3 separate regions of the Homo sapiens genome follow, and all the other regions are linked to region 3. The links are chromatin contacts, found by Hi-C or POLR2A ChIA-PET in ENCODE. All regions are on one chromosome and are shown on one strand. Each heading gives the region's core, a stretch centred on a gene start or an enhancer-like site at or near the end of the contact. The rest is flanking DNA. Distances are from core to core; before and after follow the strand shown. Region 1 holds the start of ZNF607 (zinc finger protein 607). Region 2 holds the start of ZNF573 (zinc finger protein 573). Region 3 holds the start of PSMD8 (proteasome 26S subunit, non-ATPase 8).

Region 1 (4,771 bases), core at 265-2,764, 650 kb before region 3:
TTAAATTCTGGCTCACTTCCTTCACATCACGGCTAAGTTCATATTCTTGTTGCTTTTGATCTACAGAAATCCAAAACGGAATATCCAAAATTGCCTCATAATACTTAGCGCTTATGTTTCCCCCCTCCAAGGCTGCAGGCGCGTAATTTCATACACACGACCAGAAGGAAGTATGTTGGATGGAACCTGCAATCATCCTTCACTGCAGGTTCTTGGGGTCAGAATTCAAGGCCGTGTTTGTTAAACATGTAAATGAAACTCCAAGAACCGGGAGGTGGGGGCGGAGTAACAACCCTTTTCAGGAGGGAATCCTACACTCGAAACTGACAAACCCTGCCAGACCAAATTTTAGTCAGGCTACTACACCTTCAGCTAGGCCCATCTGTACACTTCACTGTAAAATCTGGCTATAGCAAAGAACTATTCTAAGTCAGTTTAGCAAGACCCTTTCGCCTCCGTATCTTCATCCTCCACCGTCCCCCAGGTCTCTCTCTCCAGAAATAATCCTGTTAGGTGCGTTTAGTCAGAATCTTCCTTAACCCAGACATTTCCTCTTAGTAATTTCTCATCCAGTGATCCCTAACCTTCTTGGCTATAAATTCCCACTTGTTCATGCTGAATTCGGAGTTGAGCCCAATGTCTGTTACCCACTGCAAAATCTCACAGCCGGGATCCCAATACCTACCACCATGGTCCTGAATAAAGGGTTCTTTGCATGCTTTAACAAGTGTCACTGAATACTTTTTTATTTAACAGAATCTATCATACCTTTCTTAAGGGCAATTACTCTTCTAAGCTTCTCATCCTATCTGTTTCTTCTCACTGGAAATCTTCATCTAAGACTCAGTATCTGATTTCCCATTGGGACCATTTCTCTGTTGTAGTCGTACTAGGCTGAGGAAGGCACAGGAAGCAGCAGGGAACCTGGAGCCAAGGGTCAATAGACCCCACAGAGCCCAGCGAAGCACGCTTTACAAAGGACACACACGGCATGTACAGGTCACACAAGGTCGACTACGCACCCCTCACAGTCCCGCAACTGCACCCACGTCACACAGGCAAGCCGGTCCTGTCGCCGCTGCGCGGTCTCTCACGCTCCCCGCCTGTCTCCTAGAGACGGGCCCCTCCTCCGCAGCTCCAGCACCCTAGGGCCTGAGGAGGCGGGAGACTCGCCCGGCCCGCCTGGGGGCCTCCGCGCTCTGAGCGCCTCCTGCAGCCCCACTCTCACCGCCACGCAGGGTACCACGCGGGCGGCGGGCTGGGGCTGCAGAGGCTCCCGCAGTGACCTGCGCCGCCTTCTTCAGGTGGAACCAAAAGGTCCCGGAACCGGAGCCAGGGGTCCAAGTTTTCTCCGTTGCCTTTGTAATATGTAGTCCAAGCCAGAACAGTCAGGACCGCAGGTACCGGTGAGAAATGGAGTCCAGAATCCTAAAAACCTACGAGAAATACGGCAGCGACCACTTGGACCGCGCCTCCCACCCACCGCTCGAGCCCCGGAGACTTCTGGGAGTGGCCGCCTTGCCTCGAGTGCGCATGCGCAGATCGGCCACTACTGGGCCCCTGGCCTGAGGCTTAGGGTGGAGTTAGTGCGTTCTTAGGGCCAGTAGGAGGCGAGTCTGAGTAGAAACTGATCCAGGTAGCCTCGGAAGGGATCACCTGCTGGATGGGTGTGAGCTCCTCAGGGTGGGGCGCCGAAACCCTCATGGCTCCTGAGGTAGAGCCGGCCTCCTTGGTAACACATGGGACTGGGACTTTTAATACCACCCGACAGGCCCAGCTTGTCTCGTCAAGCGCTAAGTAAATGGACTCACGTCCTATATGAGGGTTTGAAGTTCCATCACATTCTTCAATACATGACATTATGTTCTTCATCTTTGGACACGAATATATTTGACTAAAAATTTGACTAAAAAATCATCTGAAGAAATAACTGCTAAATAGTTTTATTATTTTTGTTCTGGAATAGGCTTCTTGAAGATAAAATAAGAAATTTAAAAAATTTTTTTGATCCTTCATGTAATACTTTGTAAATCTTCATAGTTATTTAGAAGCATCCAAAATTTCCAAATGGTAAAAAACGAATAAGAAAAATTTTTAGGTAAGTAAATTTGGGGGAAATATTTACAACAGCTAAAACGGACAAATATTTAATAGTCCGAATTTCCTGTTTCTTTGGCTTAATAAAATATTGATGAATACAGGCTGGGCACGGTGGCTCACGCCTTTAATCCCAGCATTTTCGGAGGCCAAGGCAGGAGGATCAGTTGAGGCCAGAAGTTCAAAACCAGCCTAAGAAACATAGTGAGACACCCCTCTCCTCCTCCCAAACTCTACCAAAAATGAAAGTTAGCCTGGTGTGGTGGCACACGCCTGTGGGCCCAGCTATTCCAAAGACAAAGGTAGGAGGATCAGTTGAGCCCGGAAGTTCAGGCTTCAGTGAGGTATGATGGTGTCACCGCACTCTGGCCTGAGCAACAGAGCAAGACCTTGTCTCAAAAAATAAATAAGTAAAATTAATTTAAAAATAAAAAATATTTGTCTATACCCTAAGAGGAAAAGGAACAAAACTAAAAAATCACCATTCAAAAATACAAATAGTCAAGGAAAAAAAACTATTAAAGTTACAATTTAAGAACTTATTGATCACTTTTTCTTCTCTTAATTAGTTCTTGGATTTGTTGCTCCTGAATCTCCTGAATAATCTCTCAGAAATACCACACATAGATCAATGGATTAAATTGACTCCACATATTATTTTCTTTTTCTTTTTTCTCTTTTTGAGACGGAGTTTTGCTCTAGTTGCCCAGGCTGGAGTGCAATGGCACGATCTTGGCTCACTGCAACCTCCACCTCCCAGGTTCAAGCGATTTTCCTGCCTCAGCCTCCTGAGTAGCTGGAATTACAGGCATGCATCACCATGCCCAGCTAATTTTGTATTTTTAGTAGAGACAGGGTTTTACCATGTTGGTCAGGCTGGTCTCGAACTCCCAACCTCAGATGATCTGCCCGCCTTGGCCTCCCAAAGTGCTGGGATTATAGGCATGAGCTACTGCGCCCGGCTCCACATACTATTTTCAACAAGGATACCAAGGCATTTTAAGGAAGGGAAGAGTAGTCTTTGTTGAAAAGACTGGAATTAGAGATGCACATAGAAAGGAATGAATTGAGTTCCCTGCCTCTCACCATATACAAAATCAACTCAAAATGGATCAAACACCTAGGTGTAAGACTTAAAACAGTAGAACATTTAGAAGGAAATGTAGGCATAAATCTTCTGGACTTTATAGTCAGCAATTGTTTCTTAACCGTGACATCAGAATCACAAGCAACAACATCAAAAAAGGAAATTGGACATAAATTGTAAAACATTGTGCTTCAAAACCCACCAAGAATGTGAGAAGCTACCCAAAGAGTGAGAAAAATTGTTTGTAAATTATGTATCCAATAAGGGATTTGTATCTAGAATATATAAAGAAGTCTTGCAACTCAATAATAAAAAGCCCAACAAAAATGGGCAAAGTAACTGAATAAGCATTTCTCAAAAAAAAAAAAAAAGTATACACATGGCTACTAAATACTTGAAAACATGTTCTATATTAATCATTAAGAATATGCAAATCAGCCAGGAGCAGTGGCTCATGCCTGTAATCTCAGCACTTTGGGAGGTCGAGGCAGGAGGATTGCTTGAGCCTAGGAGTTCGAAACCAGCCTGGGAAACAAAGAAAAAGACTATGTAAATCAAAACCCCAAAACCCCAATGAGATATACTACTTAGGATGACTAAAATCAAATAAATATACAATAACAAATTTTGGATAGGATTTGGATAAATAGAACCCTATATACATTGATGGTGTCACTGGAAAATGGTAGAACTACTGTATAAACAGTCTGGCAGTTCCTCAGAAGAATGTAGAGTTACCATACGATGTAGCAATTTTAGTCCTAGGTATATTCTCAAGACAAAACCATATGTTCTCACAAAGCTTGTACACAGATATTTATAGCAGCATGATTCATGATAGCCAAAACTGGAAAGAAAACCCAATTGTTCTTCATTTTATAAGTAGATAAGTAAAATGTGGCATATCTACACAATGGACTATTATTTGGTAATATAAGGAAATGAAGATCTGATACAAGCTACAACATAGATCAACCTTGAACACTATGCTAAGTGAATGAAGCTGGTACAAAAGACCACATATTTATGATTCCTTCTATGTGAAATTTCTTCTCATATAAAATTTCCAATGTGGGCTAATTTATAGAGACTGAAAGTAAATTGTTTCCTAAATTGAACGGTGGCAGAAGGAATTGGGATGGTGGCTAAAGGCTTTCATGCTGGCGTGATGAAAATGTTATAAAACTGTGTTGAAGGTTTCACAACTTTGTGACTACATTAAAAACTACTGGATTTTACACTTTAAATGAGTGAATTGGATGGAATGTGAATTATATACAAAGTTGTTACCAAAAGAAATAAAAAAGAAATACAGAGTTTTCAACAAGTAAAAACTGAGAGCATTTGTTGTTAGCAGATCTTCTTTATAAGAAATGTTAAAGAAAATTCTTGAGAAAGAATAGGACAGAATCAGAAATTTGTATCTAAACAAGAAATGAAGAGTCAGAATTAAAGTTAATGGAAGTAAAACCATTTTTTTCCTCATATTTAGTTTCTCTGAAAGATAGTAATAATGTTATTATTATTATTCTTAAAATTTTTTGAGATACAGTCTTGCTTTGTCACCCAGGCTGGAGTGCAGTGGCA
Region 2 (4,908 bases), core at 854-3,353, 590 kb before region 3:
ACAGCATTGGATGCAACCTGAATGGAGTTGGAGACCATTATTCTAAGTGAAGTAACTCAGGAATGGAAAACCAAACATTACATGTTCTCATTTATGAGTGGAAGCTAAGCTATGAGGATGCAAAGACATAATAATGATATAATGGATCTCAGGAGGCTGAGGCAGGGGAATTGCTTGAACTCAGGAGGCAGAGGTTGCAGTGAACCGAGACTGCGCCACTGCACTCCAGCCTGGCCATAGAGCAAGCCTTTGTCATAAAAAAAAAAAAAAAAGCCGGTCGTGGTGGCTCATGCTTGTAATCCCAGCACTTTGGGAGGCCGAGGCGGGCAGATCACGAGGTCAGGAGACTGAGACCACGGTGAAACCCAGTCTCTAATAAAAATACAAAAAATTAGCCGGGCGTGGTGGCGGGCGCCTGTAGTCCCAGCTACTCGGAGAGGCTGAGGCAGGAGAATGGCCTGAACCCGGGAGGCAGAGCTTGCAAGTGAGCCGAGATCGCACCACTGCACTCCAGCCTGGGCGACAGAGCGAGACTCTGTCTCAAAAAAAAAAAAAAAAAAAAAGTAATATTTAAGAGGTGGTCTCTTGAAGTAACTAATACAAATTCTGTTGTTAGTCTTTTAGGATATGACTTTCAGATTTAAGCTCTGATACTTAATAAAATGTGTCTTAAAGTCTCATTGGTAAATTGGGAGAAAATGTCATTTAGCATATAAAATAGTCTGAAGATGAAGTAAAATAATCCACATAAGGCTGGGTGCGGTGGCTCACGCCTGTAATCCCAGCACTTTGGGAGGCCGAGGCGGGTGGATCATGAGGTCAGGAGTTCGAGACCAGCCTGGCCAAGATGGTGGGATTACAAGCATGCACCATCACGCCAGACTAATTTTTGTATTTTTAGTAGTGATGGGGTTTCGTCATGTTGGCCAGGCTGGTCTCGAACTCCTGACCTCAAGTGATCCGTCCGCCTTGGCCTCCTAAAATGGTGCGATTACAGGCGTGAGCCACCACACCCGGCCAAATATGAGAACGTTAATGAGATTCAGCTCAATGGCTCCCAACATCTACTGGAAAGAAAGCAGATTGGTATTAGGACATTCAGACACATTTCAGATGAAGTAAAACATACTCTAAAACCAGTAACCTTAGGAAAGAAAAAAGCCAACTAGCCTAAACATTGAGTTTTAGATGTGAAAGAATTTTTTTCCTCCTCATTAGAGTCCTTTTGAGGAATAGCAGGACCAGGGAGGGAGAAAAAAATCATGAGTTATCAGGCCTTTCCTTGAAGCACGGAATGCCTCCTTACACAATACCCTCCACGCCTTCCCTGTTCACACACTTTAACACATGGAGGTAGGAGAGAGGCTGGAATCTGGGTATGAGTTCACAGCAGGTTCCTGGGGTCAGAGCTCTGGGAAAGACGAGGTTCTGAGACAGGTAGCTCGCTCTCAGAGCTCACAAAGAAATAACCTCCCAGGCGTTTCCAATCTCACAGCAAGTCAATGCCTTCTTGCTGGAAAACTTGATGTAGAGTTCAGTATCCAACTTCCCTCTTGCAGACATTTTTTGTGTGTGTCAGCCGCAAGCAGCTGTGAGGAGGGAGGAGAGAAGCAGCAGCCGGGAACCTACAGCCAAGACTCAAAGTGACACCGCAGTGCCACCGCAATCAACGTACATGAAAAGGACAAGCACCTCATATCCCCGTCACGCAAGCACAGCCACTCACTCACCTGTCACAGCCTCACAACCGCACCCACCGTCAAGGAGGCACATCCCAGCCTCTCACACGCAGTTTCTCTGTCACACACTCTCAAACATTCCCCATCTGACATATACAACATTCTCTCACGTGCGCACTCAAATACCCTCCTCTGCTGTTCATGCACCCACGGGCCTGAGATTCCGATAACAACTGGCCGTCCACACTAGAGGCTTCCACGGTTAAAGGGCTTCCTCCACCACCCCGGCTGGTTTAGGTTGGGCTCCAACGTAACTTGATTGCCCAGAGCCCTCCCTGCGAGTACTCTGTGCCTGTTATATACTGAAATGAGTTCAACCCACCTTGCAAAAGAACCACGCGAAAACGGAAGGGAAGCCATAGATTGGGTGTTCCCGTTGCCCTCTGGGAAATGTAGTTTAAGCCTAAAGCTCCATGACCGCGGTGGCTTGTGGGAAAAGTGGCTCGGAACCCCAAATCCCGGTTAGATTGCAGGCACCGCCGGACGCTGGCTCCCGGAGGTTTTAGTTTTCCCTCTACCAGGAGTGTGAAGACACAGAGACTTATTGCGCTGGCGAAGATGGCTGAGGCGAAGGCGTGTCCGACTTGTCCTCGGAGTTCTGAGGGTTTCAGTGACCCCAGAAGGCTGAGAAGTGGAATCCGAACTCGAGGCTGCCCGAAGCCTCGGGCTGTTTGAGTGTAGAGCCGGTAGGGGAGGGCTTTCAAAGTGTGGCCGCGAGGGCGAGCGTGGGGGATCGGTTATGAGCTCCCGAGGGCGGGGACTCTGCTCTGTGTCCCCTGAGGAAGTCCAGTCTTGTTATAAGGTATGAGAAAAGTAACTTTTTAAAAATGGACAAATAATAATTGTATGTTTTATATACTGATAGGGTACAATATGCTGTTTTGATCTATGTTTACAATGCGAAATGATTAAATCAAGCTAATTAAATCCATCACCTCACTTTTTTGTGGTGAAAACATTTAAAATCTACTTTTAGCAATTTTGAAACATGCAACACATTATTTATGTAGTTGCTATTCTATGCAATCGATTAACAAAGTTTATTTCTCCTGACTAACTGAAATTTTGTACTGTTTTAATTAACATCTCCCTTTTCCCCATTTTTCAGTCTCTGGTAAACACCATTCTTTGCCTCTTAAGAGTTAGACTTTTTTAGATTCCACAAATACCACTTATGTGGTATTTGGTATTTATCTTTCTGTTACTGGCTTCTCTCACTTAGCATAATGTCCTCCTGGTTTATCCATGTTGTCACAGATGACAGAATTTTCCTTGTTTTATTTTTATTTTTTATTTATTTTTTAAAAATCTATTTACTTATTATTATTTTTTGAAACGGAGTTTCGCTCTTGTCACCCAGGCTGGAGTGCAGTGGCACAGTCTCAGCTCACTGCAACCTCTGCCTCCCCTGTTCAAGCGATTCTTGTGTCTCAGCCTCCCAAGTAGCTGGGATTATAGGCATGCGCCACCACGTCGGCTAATTTTTGTATTTTTAGCAGTGACAGGGTTTCACCATGTTGATCTGGCTGGTCTCGAACTCCTGACCTCAGGTGATCCACCCACCTTGGCCTCACAAAATGCTGCATTTACAGGCGCGAGCCACTGTGCCCGGCCGATTTTCCTCTTCTTAAAAAGTGAATAGTATTCCTTTATATATACATATATATATGTGTATAAGGTTATATACATAATATATATAATATGTAACATTTTCTTTATCCACTTATAACATGCTGGACACCTAGGTTGCTTCCGTATCCAATGCAGAATAATGCTGCAGTGAATGGTAGTGCAGTTATCTCTTCAGCATGCTGATTTCAATTCCTTTAGCTATACACCCACCGGTGGGGTTGCTGGAACATATAGTAATTCTATTTTTAGTTTCTGATGAATCTCCATATTATTTTCCATCATGGCTGTATTAATTTACATTGGGAAATGTACGTACTTTTGATGTTGTTGTGAATGGACTGGTTTATTCAATAAATTGTGTTAGGTACATTGACTAATAGTGTGTAGAAGTAAAGTTATATTTACTTAATTCTTAAAGGTATAGTCAAAACAGACTGAATAATTAAATGTAAAAATGATCTGGAGAAAACCTTTTTTTTTTTTTTTGAGATGGAGTCTCGCTCTGTTGCCCAGGCTGGAGTGCAGTGGCGCGATCTCGGCTCACTGCAATCTCTGTCTCCCGGGTTCAAGTGCTTCTCCTGCCTCCCGGGTTCAAGTGCTTCTCCTGCCTCAGCCTCCCAAGTAGCTGGGATTACAGGCATGTGCCACCACACCTGGCTAATTGTATATGTTTTAAAAAATTAACTTAGGAATAGATTTTCTAAGCTAAATTGAAGGGAAATGCTAAGGAAATAGTGAGATTTTACTTGATAATTATGTGTCTGAATGAATCAGCCAATTAATAAAATTAAAACAGACCTCGGGCCATGGTGCATGCCTGTCATCCCAGTACTTTGTGAGGCCAAGACAGAGATCGCTTGAGTCCAGGAGTTTGAGCCCAGCCTGAGCAACACATCAAAACGCTGTCTCTACAAAAAAATACAAAAATTAGCCAGGCGGGGTGGCTCATGCCTGTAGTCCCCACTACTTGGGAGGCTGAGGCAGGAGGATCACCTGAGCCTGGAGAAGTCGAGGCTGCAGTGAGCTGTGATCGTGTCACTGCACTTCTAGCCTGGGCGACAGAGTGAGACCCTGTTCCAGAGAAACTAAAATAAAGTGAAATGAAAACAAATACAAGACAAAAATTGATCGACTTATTTTAACACATAGTATGATGAGAGACATAGATAACAGTACTAACCCGGTGTGTTTCTGTTGATCAAAGTCACGGTCACTAGTCTAAAGGAAATAGGAATAGTGACTATAAATTCACAACCATTTACAACATTAGAAATACTAATTATCTTCAGATATATCAGACTCACAATTACTTGCCCTTTTAAGAATTCATCCTGTTCTCCATAAGGAAGAAAGTATTGATAACTCTTTTTTTCCCTTAACTTAGCACTTTGTGCTTCTGAATCTCTGAATTTGTGTTCACATCTTAACACTTTTTTTTTTTTGCAATTATTTTCTGTAGCTTTTTGTCTTCAGTTGAGACATCTCCTATATTCTCTTTACACTTTTCCACAAATGACCCAATTTTTTTGTAAGCATC
Region 3 (4,540 bases), core at 474-2,973:
CAGACTTGAGCCACCACACCCGGCCATCATTTTTGTTTAAAACATTTTTTACCACCACAACTTCTTTCACATATTAATTTACTCATTAATTCAACACATATATAATTTCTTTCTTTTTCTTTTTTTCTTTTTTCTTTTTTTTTTTTTGAGCACAGTCTCGCTCTGTCACCCAGGCAGGAGTGCAATGGCGATCTCAGTTCACTGCAACCTCTGCCTCCCGGGTTCAAGTGCTTCTCCTGCCTCAGCCTCCCAAGTAGCTGTACTACAGATGTGCACCACCACGCCCGGCAAATTTTTGGTATTTTTACATTTATTTATTTATTTTCTCTGAGACAGAGTCTCACTCTGTCACCCAGGCTGGAGTGCAGCGGCACAATCTCAGCTCACTACAAGCTGACCTCCTGGGTTTAAGCGATTCTCCTGCCTCGGGCTCCTGAGTATCTGGGATTACAGGTGTGTGCCACCACGCACAGCTGGTTTTTTTGTTTTTTTTTTTTGGTATTTGCAGTACAGATGGGGTTTCGCCATGTTGGCCAGGTTGGTCTCGAACTCCTGACCTCAAGTGATCTATCTGCCTCGGCTTCCCAAAGTGCTGGGATTACAGGCATGAGCCACCATGCCTGGCCAACAAATATTTATTGACTGTCTACTAATATTTGCCAAGCACTGAGATACTGGGAATTCAGTAGTGAAGGAAATCGTCCTGCCTTCATGGAGATGACATTCTAAATGGTGGAGACGGAGAGTGAAAGTCGGGTTTGAGAAAAACGTGCTGCCCAGGCGCAGTGGCTCACACCTCTAATCCCAACACTTTGCGAGGTCAAGGCAGGAATATCGCTTGAGCTCAGGAGTTCGAGACCAGCCTGGGCAGTATAATGAGACTCTGTCTCTATAAAAAATTTAATTTTTTTTAAAAAGAGAGAAAAAGCGATGTTGAATGTGCAGATGTAATATCAATCAGTGGAGGAAGAAGTTGGTATAAGAAGTTGTGAATACTGGCCAGGCAAGGTGGCTCATGCCTGTAATCCCAGCATTTCGGGAGGCCAGGGCCCAGGGAATCGCCTGAGTTCAGGAGTTGGAGACCAGCCTGACCAACATCTACTAAAAATACTAAAATTACGTCTCTACTAAAAATACGAAAATTAGCCAGGCGTGGTGGCACATGCTTGTAATCCCAGCTACTTGGGAAGCTGGGGCAGAAGAATCACTTGTACCCAGGAGGCGGAGGATGCAGTGAGCCAAGATTGCTCCATTGCACTCCAGCCTGGACAACAAGAGCTAAACTCCGTCTCAAAAAAAAAAAATTGTGAATCCTCCACTTACACATGACATTGAAAGCCATAGAGCTGGATGAGTTTTGTAACTAGTTAGTTCATATAAGCTTGGGAAAAAAATGTGGAAGGATGCATTGAAAAAGACTGGAGAGGGAGCCCCAGGTACACATCCTAGCTGTTAGTCCTTTGGAAGGTTACCCAGCCTCTCAGTCTGTCTATAAAATGAGAATAACACAGCTCTCCAAATGGCACGACACCCGCTACCTTTTGGCTTGGAGACGCTGCCCCGAAGGCGGAACCTCCAGGACAGCTACGTAGCGTCCCGAGCACTCAGACTGAAGCCAGGGCAGCCATGTTCATTATTGGAACCGTGAGGTGGGTAGGGGGGGTGGTGTTGAGACAGCTGTCATTTTCAGTTAGGGCAAAAGCCAACTTCCGGTCACCATCTTGAGTGACGACAGAGGCGGAGCTCCAACTGACATGTTCATTAAGGGCAGGGCTCCGAGGGCGCCACCTCGAGAGCGACGGCGGGCTACCCGGGGCGGGCTGAGGCAGGTTGTAGCCCCGCCCCGGGCCTTGGGCTCCACCTCTCGGCCCCACTTCCGCCGGGCAAGCGTTTGTAGGCGGCGCTGCCGTAAATCAGGCGGTCTGCTTGCCGCATCACGCAAGATGGCGGCCGCGGCGGTGAACGGGGCGGCAGGCTTCTCGAGCTCCGGGCCCGCGGCAACCTCGGGCGCTGTTCTGCAGGCCGCGACCGGCATGTACGAGCAACTCAAGGGCGAGTGGAACCGTAAAAGCCCCAATCTTAGCAAGTGCGGGGAAGAGCTGGGTCGACTCAAGGTAAAGTCGGCAGGCCCAGGAAACCGAGTGTTGCGGGCGTGGGAGGCGCTACGAGGTGTCTGGACCCAACCAAGTCCCGGGCCGCGGAAGCCACCTCGGTGCCAGCGAGACTGAGGCGGGCTGGGGGATCCGATGGGGTGAAAGATTTGGAACAGCCAAAGTGGGGGCTCGGAGGGCGTCAAGAAGCGAGAGAGGGACAGGGAGCGTTGATGGTCACGCCTGTAATCGCAGCGCTTTGGGAGGCCGAGGCGGGGGAGCGTCGCTTGAGCCCAGGAGTTCAAGATCAGCCTGAGCAACATAGCGAGACTCTGTCTCTACATTTTTTTTTTAAGTGAGAGATGACTGGAATGGACCCACGCGGGGGTGGTGGGGGAATGATTGGAAGACTTATGGCAGAACTGAGTGAGGGGTTAGATTTTTGGTGCGTGGAGGCTTAACTGGTCGGAGTGGCAGGATTGGGATTCGGGCTTTTCCTGATGGTGGATTCCAGGCAAGACCAAGTGGGAAGTGAGGACTGCCCGGAGTGATAAAAGAATGAGGCTGAAAAGGTGGGCTGTGTAGAGGGTGTGTGGTTAAGACCAGGCTGGGTTAGGATCTGAGAGATCTGGGGCTTAGGCTCGCATCTGTTGGGAGAGGGGGCAGCCTAGTTGTGAAGGCAGGACTGAACCTAGAAGAAATATTCTTACAAGTAGAGAACAAGAATACGGGGCCCAGAGTGCTTCAGACCAAACATCTGTTGGGAGGGAGTGTAAATCCAGTGGCTTGGAACAAGCTGCTGAGCCTGCTAAGGAAAGATGTATGGGCTGAACTGTGGGGGGAGATTTGGACCTCCCCCTCCCAGATATAGATTTTGGGGATAGCCCAGCTACCCCTTCCCCAATAGATTGTGGGGAAGATGGGCCAAGAATGGAATGTACTCCTGTCCCCACCGCCGCGTGATTCCACTGGGTCAGGCACTGAGTGTCCCTCCTTGTTTCCCCAGTGGGGCTATTAATAATTGTAATGTGATGTAATCTTAAATGGGCATGTGTTGCGTGCTCAGGCCCTGTTCTGAGTGCTTTATGAGAAAGCATTCCTCATGAGTCTGGATGATGGTTAGCTCCATTTTCCAAGTGGGAAGACCAGAGCGTAGAGCAGGTAAGTCATCTGTATTTGAATTCCCTTCTTTTCTTTCTTCCCTCCCTCCCCTCCCCATCAGCTAGTTCTTCTGGAGCTCAACTTCTTGCCAACCACAGGGACCAAGCTGACCAAACAGCAGCTAATTCTGGCCCGTGAGTGTCACTGGGGTTGGTTGGGGGTGATAATCTGGGGGTCATGGCAGGAATGGTAGCACTGGTGGTTGGGGAAGAGACCTCAGTCACCTCCTGAGAGCTCACTCTGTCACCCACAGGTGACATACTGGAGATCGGGGCCCAATGGAGCATCCTACGCAAGGACATCCCCTCCTTCGAGCGCTACATGGCCCAGCTCAAATGCTACTACTTTGATTACAAGTGAGAATGGGCCCTGCCCCCAACTGGGGGGGTGGTTGCATGGAAGCTCCTTTATTTCTGGAGCTCTGGCTGCTTGGGTCCTCTTCCTTCATCTGGGAACTCCTCCTGGCTTAGTTCTCTCCTCAGTGGTGCAGGGTCAGGGCTTGGCTTGGAGGTCCTGAGACTTGGCTTGACTAGTCAGTCTCCCCCTACCCATTCCCACATTGCACCCCCTCTGCCCAGTGGGGCTGCCATCACCTTTCACGTGTCCTGGCCCCAGCCTTGCCCCTCTGACTCAAACCCCTGTGGCAGCCAGTAGGATCATGTGACACTAAAATTTGACACTGTCCATACCCCGCTCAGAACCTGCCGTGGCTCTTCATGGTCCTCAGGCACAAGACCAAGTTCTTTCCTGTGGCTTCCAATGCAGTTCCAGCTCACACCCCTCTGCCTGTGCCTGCTCATCCCAGCCCTTTCTCTCACTGGACTGTGAGCTTTCTAAAGGCAGAGCTTGGAACTGTCTCAGTTACTGCTATGTCCCTAGCACTGCCTACCACAGGGCCAGGCCCAGAACAGGGACTCACTGGATATGTGTTGAATATAAAACTGAATGATACCTGCACAGATTAATGATTGGGAATTTGACATCAGACAAATCTGGCTTTGAAACATCCAGCCGCTTCCTGATTATGAGGTCTTGGGCAAATGACTTTACCTCTCTCAGTTTCCCTGTTAAAGTAGGGAGTGGTGATTCTTTTATTTATTTATTTTTGGAGACAGGGTCTTGCTGTGTTGCCCAGGCTGGAGTGCAGTGGTGCAGTCATGGCTCACCACAGCCTTGACCTCCTGGGCTCAAGCGGTACTCCTACCTTAGCCTCTCAAGTAGCTAGGGCTACAGGTGCACACCACCACTCCTGGCTCTTTTATTTTAATTTTTTGTAGAGATGGGGGTCT

Evidence for each region. A loop is a pair of places that touch in the nucleus more often than their neighbours do. ChIA-PET counts read pairs that join two places held with the same protein, here RNA polymerase II (POLR2A). Pooled maps may share reads with other maps.
Region 1: a loop to region 3 is called in a map with no recorded cell type, with 17 times the contacts of the local background. The contact joins the promoter of ZNF607 here to the promoter of PSMD8 in region 3. A Hi-C loop is called at or near these places in 1 of 37 single-sample maps with no recorded cell type and 4 of 50 pooled maps. POLR2A ChIA-PET finds 5 or more read pairs at or near these places in 1 of 52 experiments (Caco-2).
Region 2: a pooled map shows a loop between it and region 3 (11-fold over the local background). The contact joins the promoter of ZNF573 here to the promoter of PSMD8 in region 3. A Hi-C loop is called at or near these places in 1 of 37 single-sample maps with no recorded cell type and 9 of 50 pooled maps. POLR2A ChIA-PET finds 5 or more read pairs at or near these places in 2 of 52 experiments (activated B cell and activated naive CD4-positive, alpha-beta T cell).

What each region holds. Positions count from the first base shown.
Region 1 is chr19:37,718,247-37,723,017 of GRCh38, forward strand. ZNF607 (zinc finger protein 607) reads right to left here and starts at 1,515. Exons shown (of 5, transcript NM_032689.5): 1 at 1,023-1,515. RefSeq lists silencers at 1,017-1,106, 1,167-1,276.
Region 2 is chr19:37,777,483-37,782,390 of GRCh38, forward strand. It overlaps ZNF573 (zinc finger protein 573), which reads right to left and starts at 2,104. Exons shown (of 5, transcript NM_001172690.2): 1 at 2,062-2,104. RefSeq lists enhancers at 1,592-2,255, 2,047-2,341, 2,048-2,397, 2,256-2,918.
Region 3 is chr19:38,372,848-38,377,387 of GRCh38, forward strand. PSMD8 (proteasome 26S subunit, non-ATPase 8) reads left to right here and starts at 1,724. Exons shown (of 7, transcript NM_002812.5): 1 at 1,724-2,114; 2 at 3,313-3,385; 3 at 3,505-3,607. The coding sequence starts at 1,755. RefSeq lists enhancers at 1,633-2,263, 1,894-2,033.